4 separate regions of the Homo sapiens genome follow, and regions 2, 3 and 4 are each linked to region 1. Evidence: chromatin loops called from intact Hi-C (ENCODE). Cell type or tissue: OCI-LY7. All regions are shown on one strand. Region 1 overlaps RABGAP1L (RAB GTPase activating protein 1 like). Region 2 has its middle 65 kb from the start of RABGAP1L-DT. Region 3 overlaps RABGAP1L (RAB GTPase activating protein 1 like). Region 4 overlaps RABGAP1L (RAB GTPase activating protein 1 like).

Region 1 (2,500 bases):
CCACTAATTCCATCTTGAGTGCCAACTCAGTGAGACTTTTGTTAGATATCTGTGATGGATTAAAGAGTCACAATTATTTGATGCTTCTCCATTGAGAGTTAAGGTCTCTGTTCTCTCATTTCAACCTGGGCAGACTATGGTACTGCTTTTACCAGTAGAATATGGTGGAAGTGATGCCATGCTAGTTTATGTGCCCAGGCCTTCAGATATTGACAGCTTTCATGTTCAGTCCCTTGGAGCACTCACTTTTCGAAGCCAGCTACCATATAAGAAGTGCAATTATACTTATACTCCCATGCTCTCTAAGGAACCAAGCAATCAAAAGAAGGCCTGGAGAACCAGATTTCATCAGTAAAGAAGAAAGACCAAGAATCACCAAAGTGGTAGATATGTGAGTAAAGAAGTCATCTGGAAGTGAATCAGGTGGTCCAGCTGATGCCAAGTGGATCAGAGATGAACCACACAGTTGAATTCCAAAATTTCTGACTCATGAGATTGTAAGAAAATAAATGATTGGTTTTAATTACTTTTTTTCACTTGGAAATAATTTCGGATTTAGAAAAACTTTGCAAAAACAGTACCAAGAAGTCCTACATATCCTTCACTCAGTTTTACCCAAACATTAACATCTTACATAACCATAGTATAATGATCAAAACCAAGAAACTATTATTTTTATCAAATGCTCCACTAATGCCCTTTTTCTGGTCCAGGATGCAATTCTGGATTATATATTGAATTTGGTTGTCATGTCTCCTTAGTCTCCTTTCATATGGGACCGTTTTCAGTGTTTATTTTTCATGACCTTGATGCTTTGGAAGAGTATTGGCCAGTTATTTTATAAAATGTCCCTCAACTCGATATGTCTACTGGTTCCTTATGATTAAATTCAGAATATGTATTTTGGGCACAAATACCACAGAAGTGATGCTGTGCCCTTCTCAGTGCATTCTATCAGGAGGTTACATAACATCACTATATGTCTCACTATAAAAATCATTGTCCTTTTAAAGCCACTCAGTTTTCGTATAGCTTGTTATATATTACAGGTAATCAAAAGAAAATCCATTTGGCTTCTCTGATAAATTTCTTGCTGCTATGATCTATAAAGCAATGCATTGTTTCAAAGAAAGTAGTGAAAGTGACAGATAATTAACACGCAAAAAGAAATAAGTTAATACTAGCTGCTCTTAAATACAGGTTCTACAGCAAGAATATTTAGAATATTAGCCAAAAATTCTTTTACTTTATTCTGCTTCTCATGTTTTAATCTCTTTGAAAGTTTAATATTTTAGGTTGGCTAATGGTGCTTGATGGAGTAACTAAATAAAAGAATGTGATGTTTGGGTTTTGTTCTGAATGTCCACTAGAGGTCAGGATTGCAGCACTGAAAATCAATCGCTTTTTTTTTTTTTTTTTTTTTTTTTTTACGTATTTCACAGACCAACATAGTAGCCTTGTATACAAATTGAGACATGCTGTTTTAAAACCCTTATGGCTAAGTCCTCCCTTATTTTTACTATTAATTTACTAACATATACCAAAAAAAAAGGATGACTCCCACCCTTCCTTTCCTCTAGCTTAATTATATATTTTCCATTTTATTATAGTTATTTGTTATACAGTTTTTTCATAAATGACTAGTGAATGAGAAAGAGTTCAAGAATGGGTAGGGATGAGAGATAAGTTTAACATGAATGCATCTGTTTAGTCATGAGTAATTTTAAAATATTTTCTTGGTTTACACTTGTTTGTACAGATTAAGTAGTAAAATATCTACAAAATCTAGAAGTCTTTATCATAGGTGACTCTGAGAAGAATTTTTTTTAAAAAAACATAGTTTTGCTATTATTTATTTATTTATTCATTTATTTTAAACTTTTATTTTAGGTTCAAAGGTATATGTTCAGGTTTGTTATGCAGGTAAACTTGTGACATAGGGGGTTTGTTGAACAAGGAAAGAAATTTTTAGAGGTTTGTGACATCTGAATTAGATAAAACTTTCAGAAACAAGGCAGGCAAAATGAGATAAGGAAATCAAATTAGAGGTTTTAACATGTGTTTCAAACTGACCCAATAGTTCAATAGATAGTTTTTTGGATAAACATAGAAATTGACGTTTTTGGTCTTGAAGCTTGAACCTTAACATTTGTTTTATCGGATTCCTTACTCAACAAAGGACCTTCAGGTCTCTCAAAAAAAAGTATGGAAGAACTGGAACTCACCAGATCACCATATCCAGATAATGAGATGAGGGCCCCTCATTCACCATAATTGCTTCCTTACCCCTCTCTAGTTCCTGTTTCTTACATATTGCTATATCTCTTCCCTGCTATATAAGTCCCTAGTTTCAGTTTGTCAGGGAGATGGATTTGAGACTGAGCTCCCATCTCATCTCGTCTGCTGCAGCCCCCAATTAAAGCCTTCTTCCTTGGCAATAATCATCATCTTAGTCATTGGCTTTCTGTGCTGTGAGCAGCAGGACCTAGACTGAACCCCT
Region 2 (2,500 bases), 650 kb after region 1:
AAATTTTTGTAAGAAAAATAAATTTTAAGAAATAAATCTTGGCTGGGAGCGGTGGCTCATGCCTGTAATCCCAGCACTTTGGAAGACCAAGGTGGGAGGATCACTTGAGCTCACGAGTTCAAGACCAGTCTAGGCAACATGGTGAAACCTCGTCTCTAATAAAAGTACAAAAAAAAAAAACCTAACTGGGCGTGGTGGCCCACACCTGTCATCCCAGCTACTCAGGGTGCTGAGGTGGAAGGATCGCTTGGGGCAGAGAGGTCGAGGATGCAGTGAGCCAAGATTATGCCACTGCACTCCAACCCAGGCAACTGGAGTGAGACCCCATCTCTAAATAAATAAATAAATAAATCTTGAGTATCTTCAACTAAGAAATCAGAATAAGAATTCCAAATGAAGGCCAGGTGCAGTGCTCATGCCTGTAAACCCAGCACTTTGGGAGGCTGAGGCAGGCAGATCACCTGAGGTCAGGAGTTCGAGACCAGCCTGGCCAACTTGGCAAAACCCTGTCTGTACTAAAAATACAAAAATTAGCCAGGCGTGGTGGCAGGCACCTGTAATCCCAGCTACTTAGGAGGCTGAGGCAGGAGAATCACTTGAACCTGGGAGGCAGAGGATGCAGTAAGCTGAGATCACGCTATTGCACTCCAACCTGGGAGACAGAACGAGACTCCATTTCAAAAAAAAAAAAAAGGAATTCCAAATGAGTAAGTTGTGCTATAAAATATGCACAATGGACATTAAAGCCTATTAAGTGTTATTTATTCAATTAACAGATACTTATTAAGTATTTTTACTATGTACTAAGCAATGGAAATGCAACAGTGAACAAGACTGTTTATTCCACTCGAGGGAAATAAAGACAATTCAATAAGTAATTATGGGTCGGGTGCGGTGGCTCACTCCTGTAATTCCAGTACTTCGGGAGGCTGAGGCAAGCGGATCACCTGAGGTCAGGAGTTTGAGATCAGCCTGTCCAACATGGTGAAACCCCATCTCTACTAAAAATACAAAAATTAGCCAGGCGTGGTGGCAAGTGCCTGTAATCCCAGCTACTCGGGAAGCTGAGGCAGGAAAATCACTTGAACCTGGGAGGTGAAGGTTGCAGTGAGCCGAGATGGTGCCACTGCACTCCAGCCTGGGTGACAGAATGAGACTCTGTCTCTCAAAAAAAAAAAAAAAAAAAAGTAATTATGATCAAGTGTGTGCTATGAAGCATATAGTGGAGGTCGAGGGCCACCCAGAGGAAGTGCAATGTTAAAACGAGGCTAGAAATTAGCCAGGCAAACAAGAGCAGGGAAGAGAATATTCTAGACAAAGTGAGGAGCCTCAAAAGAGAGAGCATTTGAAAAATGGAAATGTGTTCAGTGGGCCTGGAGCTTTGAGATCAGGCTACCAAGGTCGTCAGGGGCTGGATCATGACTGTAAGCCATACTAAGGGCTTTGGTTTTTATCATAAAGGTAAGGCAAGGGATAGATATTATGGAAGAGTTGATCAGGAAAAAGATGATCAGATCTGAGCTTCAGAAAATACTTTTTTTTTTTTTTTTTTGAGACAGGGTCTCCTTTTGGTCACCCAGGCTGGAGTGCAGTGGCACCATCACGGCTCACTGCAGCCTCGAACCCCCCCCAGGCTCAAGCAATCCTCCCACCTCAGCCTCCTGAGTATCTGGGACCACAGACTTGCACCACCATGCCCAGCTAGTTTTTGTTTGTTTGTTTGTTTGTTTGTTTGTTTTTTGTAGAGACAAGAGTTTCGCCATGTTGCCTAGGCTGGTCTCAAACTCCTGGGCTCAAGTGAGCCAGCTGCCTGGGCCTCCCAAAGTGCTGGGATTACAAGCATGAGCCATCATGCCCAACCATATTTTTTCTATATAGGAAATGGATTAGACTGTAGTAGATAAGTGGGTGGATTCATAAGATGTTTGCAAAAAAAGATAGGAAATCAAATCAACAGGATATGGTGAGTGACTGGAAACAGCAGGTAAGGGAGAGGAGAAGTTAAGAGCAACTTCTAAGTTTCTAGCAGGGGCTGTGAGGTGGATAATGGTGCTGTTACTGAGAAGGGATATCTTGCAGGAGGACCAGGTTTAAGGGAAGGGCTAAGTTTGGAATATTTTGAGTTTGAGGAAGCTAGGAATCATTCAAGTAGACAACTAGTTATATGAATCTGAAGCTAAGGGACAATATCTTTCTCAGTATACAGGTCTTGGAGTTAAAAACAATTGTCAAAAAGATTAGCCTAAGAATGTTCATAGAAGCTTTATTCACAAAAACCAAAAACTGGAAACAATCCAAATGTTCAATGGGAGAATGAATATACATACTGTGGTACATTTGTATTATGGAATACTACTCTGTAATAAAATAATAAACTATTGATATATATATATAATACAATAGGTGACTTCAAAACAACATCATATTAAGGAAAAAAAGCCAGAAAACACTACATATTTTATTATTCTATTTGTGTGAAGATTAAGACTAGTAAAACTAG
Region 3 (2,500 bases), 480 kb after region 1:
GCCTTAAAAGCAGGGACATTTCATATTATAAAAGAATTAAGTTTCTTGTAGTACAGTGGAATAATGAAATAATTCACCTAAATATATAAAACTTCAAAATTTAAAAAATACCAGGGAAATAAAAAGAATGAGTAAATTTATTAAAATATGCTGAAAATTTTAAAAATCAAATATTTAAAGCACAAATACAAAATTTCACCTATAAGACATATTTAACTTTTAATTAATTGCTTAAAGTCCTACTAAAAAAAAAATAACATTTTTAAGTCTTCCTCCCTCTTCCCTTCAAATGATCCAAAGATCTTGAAAAGGGAATAAAACAACTATGCTACTATTACAAATACGGATAAAATATTAGTAACTAAACAATATTTACTAAAGAAATAAAATAATCATATCCTATTTATAGGTACTTAATACTGACCCCTGTAAACATCCCCCGGCCCCCCAAAAAAGAAAGAAAGTCATACAGAAGAGTCAAATGAAAAGGCTTTAGGAAGAATAGCAAGATGGTCTTGATTCAAATACTTGTGTTGCCAATTATAAGCTAGATCTCATAGCAAGGCAAAATAAAATGCTTTAGCTCCCTACTCCCCGTTAAAAAAAAAAAAGTAAATAAAAGATAATCTACTTTGCAGGGTTTCTTGCTTTAGTAAGAAAAAGGCTGTGCGTGGAATGGAAATAAACATACGGTAGAAATAATAGTTGTTTTTTCCTTGCCATTACTGTGACAGTAAAAAGATTATCTAAAATAACCACTTTTTTGTTTTGTTTTTCCTGGAAAAATATCAGAAACTTTATGGACTGCTTAATATCATTAGATATTAATTCAATTAGATACTGTAAGTCAGCATTTGATTAGGACAGAAAACACAGTAATTTAAACAGGGAAAATTTACTATAAAGAATTATTAACTGTCATAGTAGAGTAACTACAAAGAGAATTTAACCCTAAAGCTAAGGGAGAGTACCACAAGAAGAACTAACGTGGAAGTTGGGTCCTTTCACCAAAGGTGGTATTCAGACCTCACTGGAGAAGGCAGGATTACAGCCCAATGAATAGCAAAGAAGTTTGTTGGACTGCCCAGGCAAAGCTAGACCACAGGCACGCAGGAAACCCTCTGGGCTGCAGCCAGCAAAGGCTGGCAGGCAGGTGGGCAAAGGAAATCAGGGCTTCCAGAGTCAGCTCACTGGCAGGGTGGTACGAGGCCTGGGGCACACAGTGTCTGTGTCAGGAAGGCTGTAGGAGGGCCTCACTGAGACAGAACCAAAGCTATGAGCTCACGGAGGGACTGCATGTGAGTGCACAGCTGGGTTGAACCAAACATCAGCAAAAGCACAGCATCACTGGATGTCCCTGGATCTTACAATAAGCAAGAGCAAGAAAACAATAAATGTAACACATCAGAAACAAAAGAAACCCCATCTTCCTGCAGTGTCCCTGCAACACCCTCTACTGGCATAATTTAATATTGTGCTTGCTGCAAAGAAGAAATGTTTAAAGCTCCATTAATGCAGATCAGCTAAGAGGACAGATTTGGAGCCAAGGGGCAATAACCTGGTAACTGGATAGGATATGGTTAAAATACCCAATCTCTTCTAATTAGCAGCCAGGCTACATATCCAAATTTCTTAAACCAATAAATTAAATGTTTATATTATAGAAGTATACTGTGATTTATAAAAGGATTCAAAAAGAGCTGCAATAGAGGTCTGCAAATTGTACCAATGCCAGTTTCCTAGCTGTGATACTGTACTATGGTTATGTAAGATGTTACCATAGGGGGAAATGGGGAAGCACACATAGAGCATCTCTATACTATTATTGCAATTTCCTGTGCATCTACAATTACTTCAAACTGGAATTTTTTTTAATGAGCTCCAAAACATCTAGAATCAATCAACTTATGAGAACACATTACAGACAACAATATATGTTTTCATTGCTCATATTTTAAAAGTATTTCTTAAAATACAATGCTAAAAACGTAATAGTACTACATCCACATTTAATACTTAAACCATGATGCCGCCTCTCCCCACTGGGTGCCAACAGAAGCCAGCAATGAAAAGATGCTGAAAATTCTGTCCTGATTACAAGTTTCAGTTCAAAGGCTGAGAGTCAGATAGAAGCTTCCAGTTATCCACTCCCCAAATTATTCACCTGAAAATGCCAATAGCTTTCTATCAATTGTCACATGAAATCATTAACAGAGAATAATGAAAGTACTTTTGTATAAGTAAGTAATACCTGTTTTCCTATGGAAAAAGAGAGTTATCCTTCTACTGCCTTAAAAGAAAACACAAAAAGGACAAGTGAGTAAGCTCACAGGGTAGCTTTTAAAATGTTATGCAGAATATGGGTCATCCCACTAATCTATTCCCATTTTCAGGAAAGGGAGGAATGATATCCTCTAAGAGAAATTATTATAACATCTAAAATTCTTTATTTTGCTGTAAAAGTTCATAAACGTACTAATTCACATAAGAGAATAAAACA
Region 4 (2,500 bases), 490 kb after region 1:
TTTATTGATTTAGTCAAGTATTTAAAAAGAAGCAGTAGAGAGTAAGAATATGTGTTCTAGTACTAGATGTACTTAGTTAAAAAGTAATTTTATAGCCTTGGTCAAGTTATGTAACTTTTGTACCTCAGTTTCCTCAACTGAAAAATGAAGATAATAGTACCTATACCTCAGAAATACCACCTAGAACAGTGCCTGGCACTGAGAAAGTGCTAAGTAAGGAGTAAGTAGCTAAGTATAAAGCTCTGTATTCCAAGCACTATAGTAGATGCTGGGGATTCTGGGATAAACAACATAGTGCTTGTTATCAAAAGGGTCAAGACAGACAACTGCAGTATAATTTGCAAAATATCTAGATATAAACAACCCTTAAACCCTTGGATGCACACAGAAATGGCTTCTTTCATAATATATTTTTCAAAAAAAAAAACAGAATATTGGCCAGGCATGGTGGCTCACACTTGTAATCCCAGCACTTTGGGAGGCTGAGGCAAGAAGATCACTTGAAGCCAGGAGTTTGGGACCAGCCCAGACAACTAAGCGAGACCCCGTCTCTATGAAAGATAAATAAGACAACATAAAATTAGCCCAGAGTAGTGGTGGACACCTGTAGTCCCAGCTACTTGGGAGGCTGAGGCAGGAGGATAGCCTGACCCCAGGAGTTCAAGGCTGCAGTGAGCTATGATCACATCACTGCACTCCAGTCTGGGCAACACAGCGAGGTCCTGTCACCAAAAACAAACAAAAAAAAACCCAGAATGTTGATAATTTTACATAATTTAAATAATGATTTTAAAAATTTTTTAATGATAAATTTTATTTTCTCGTTCAGAAGATAAAAATTATGTAATTTGAAGGATTTTCTTTCACACCAATGCTTTTATATTACAAATTAACTTTGTCAGCAGCAGTTATTAAAGATTTGGGTCAGGCACAGTGGCTCACGCCTATAATCCCAGCACTTTGGGAAGCCAAGCACTTTAGGAAGCCAAGTCAAGATCACTTGAACTCAGGAGTTCAAGACCAGCCTGGGCAGCATAGGGAGACCCCCATCTCTCCAAAAAAAAGATGTTTAATTAGCTAAGAATGATGGCATGTGCCTGTAGTCTCAGCTCCTCAGGAGGCTGAGATGGGAGGATCGCTTGAGCCTAGGCAATGAAAGATGTAGTAAGCCATGATCACACCACTGCACTCCAGGCTGGGTGACAGAGTGAGACCCAGTCTAACAAAAAAGATTCAGAGGTGTTAAGAATTTTCTTGGTAAGGCTGCCACCTGCTGGACTACCTTAAATTCCACTGTTTACAGTCTGATTTAAACATATTAAATACCACATTTAATCCAATGAAATGCAAATGTTTCTTTTACCAATATAGAAAAATCCAAGAATTTACTAAATCTTCTGTATCACAGGTAATTTGGTCTGTTATGCTGAACAAAGTATTGTTTAGGGAAGAGTCATTCACCTGAAGAAATCTTAGTCAATTAACATTTGGATGTTTACAGAGATTATCTGACAGAATCAGTGGAAAAGGAAGCAATGAAATTTAACATGGATTCAGTAATTACTGTTGGATATATGAGTCCAAGGTTGCAAGTGTTAGATATTAGCATCAGCAAAATAGTTGTTAAAATAAAAACAATGTAATTTAGCCATTCCACAAGTATACATATCTCAAAACATGTACACAATAATACAACTCTTCTGTGTCAATTAACAAAGAAATAAAACCAATATAGCATTTATGTATTCAAAGTAACTTTAAAAACAATTGTCCTAATGTGTACAAATGTGTACTCGTGTTTTTGGTAAAATATCCAATGTTAGTAGCATATACTGATTCAAAAGGCATTTTCTCTCAACTCAGGCAGAAGTTGACATAATGTGCTCTGGAAAAAATGCCTTAAAATTATTCAAAAAGTAGTTTTAAGGATGATGAAGATATCAATATTAAAGATTATGAGAGTCTGATAAAATTGTTGTATGAATATAAGGGTGGGCAAAAAGTAACATTTCTAAGTTATTGTTTTGTGTAATATATTTAAATGTGTGTGCAAATGTTCTACCCAGTTAGCAAAGAACATATATATAATTAGGCATTCAACTATTTCACCTATATTTGTCTAGGTTTCTATATTCAAGTTGATCAAACATGGAACTTACTGAGAAAAGGAAGGATTGCATTCCTTTACATTTAGGCACAGTTCAGGCATAATATACCACTTAATCATAAAAGTCCAAGATTTTAAAATAACGCTTATTCAAAGTTAAATTAACTCAATACCTAGTACTTCTTTGTCTGTGTTGCTACAGACTTTTTAAATTGAAAGATGCTTTGTTATGCTAAAAAGGAAGTGCTCAAAAAAATGATGCAGGCATGTCATAAAGATAGGGTTCGAAGGGGCTCCAACTGGTTGATTCTAGGGCAATTTGAACACCAAAATAATCAGGTACTTCAGTCAATTATATAGTACTGGGGGGAGGAGGTGGGGTTAAATTTAGGA

Evidence for each region. A loop is a pair of places that touch in the nucleus more often than their neighbours do. Peaks named below come from ENCODE experiments on the same cell type or tissue, not always from the same donor. Only the 100,000 strongest peaks of a DNase experiment are listed, where the experiment ranks them.
Region 2: it touches region 1 in a loop (5-fold over the local background); 11 of 110 quality-filtered maps call a loop at or near these places.
Region 3: it touches region 1 in a loop (5-fold over the local background); 101 of 110 quality-filtered maps call a loop at or near these places.
Region 4: it touches region 1 in a loop (6-fold over the local background); 101 of 110 quality-filtered maps call a loop at or near these places.

The regions. Positions count from the first base shown.
Region 1 is chr1:174,743,020-174,745,519 of GRCh38, reverse strand. The region is part of intron 17 of RABGAP1L (RAB GTPase activating protein 1 like); the gene reads right to left. Among named protein-coding and RNA genes, the nearest start is that of RABGAP1L-AS1, 210 kb to the left of the region's middle. In OCI-LY7, CTCF peaks have their summits at 1,173 and 1,373 (motif pointing right); a DNase peak (open chromatin) is centred at 1,369; H3K27ac peaks cover 597 bases.
Region 2 is chr1:174,092,729-174,095,228 of GRCh38, reverse strand. No RefSeq gene overlaps it. Among named protein-coding and RNA genes, the nearest start is that of RABGAP1L-DT, 65 kb to the left of the region's middle. In OCI-LY7, CTCF peaks have their summits at 992 and 1,259; a DNase peak (open chromatin) is centred at 1,248.
Region 3 is chr1:174,261,822-174,264,321 of GRCh38, reverse strand. The region is part of intron 7 of RABGAP1L (RAB GTPase activating protein 1 like); the gene reads right to left. Among named protein-coding and RNA genes, the nearest start is that of RABGAP1L, 100 kb to the right of the region's middle. In OCI-LY7, CTCF peaks have their summits at 1,253 and 1,461 (motif pointing left); DNase peaks (open chromatin) are centred at 1,341 and 1,739; H3K4me3 peaks cover 957 bases; H3K27ac peaks cover 2,310 bases.
Region 4 is chr1:174,257,025-174,259,524 of GRCh38, reverse strand. The region is part of intron 7 of RABGAP1L (RAB GTPase activating protein 1 like); the gene reads right to left. Among named protein-coding and RNA genes, the nearest start is that of RABGAP1L, 99 kb to the right of the region's middle. In OCI-LY7, a CTCF peak has its summit at 1,288 (motif pointing left); a DNase peak (open chromatin) is centred at 1,244.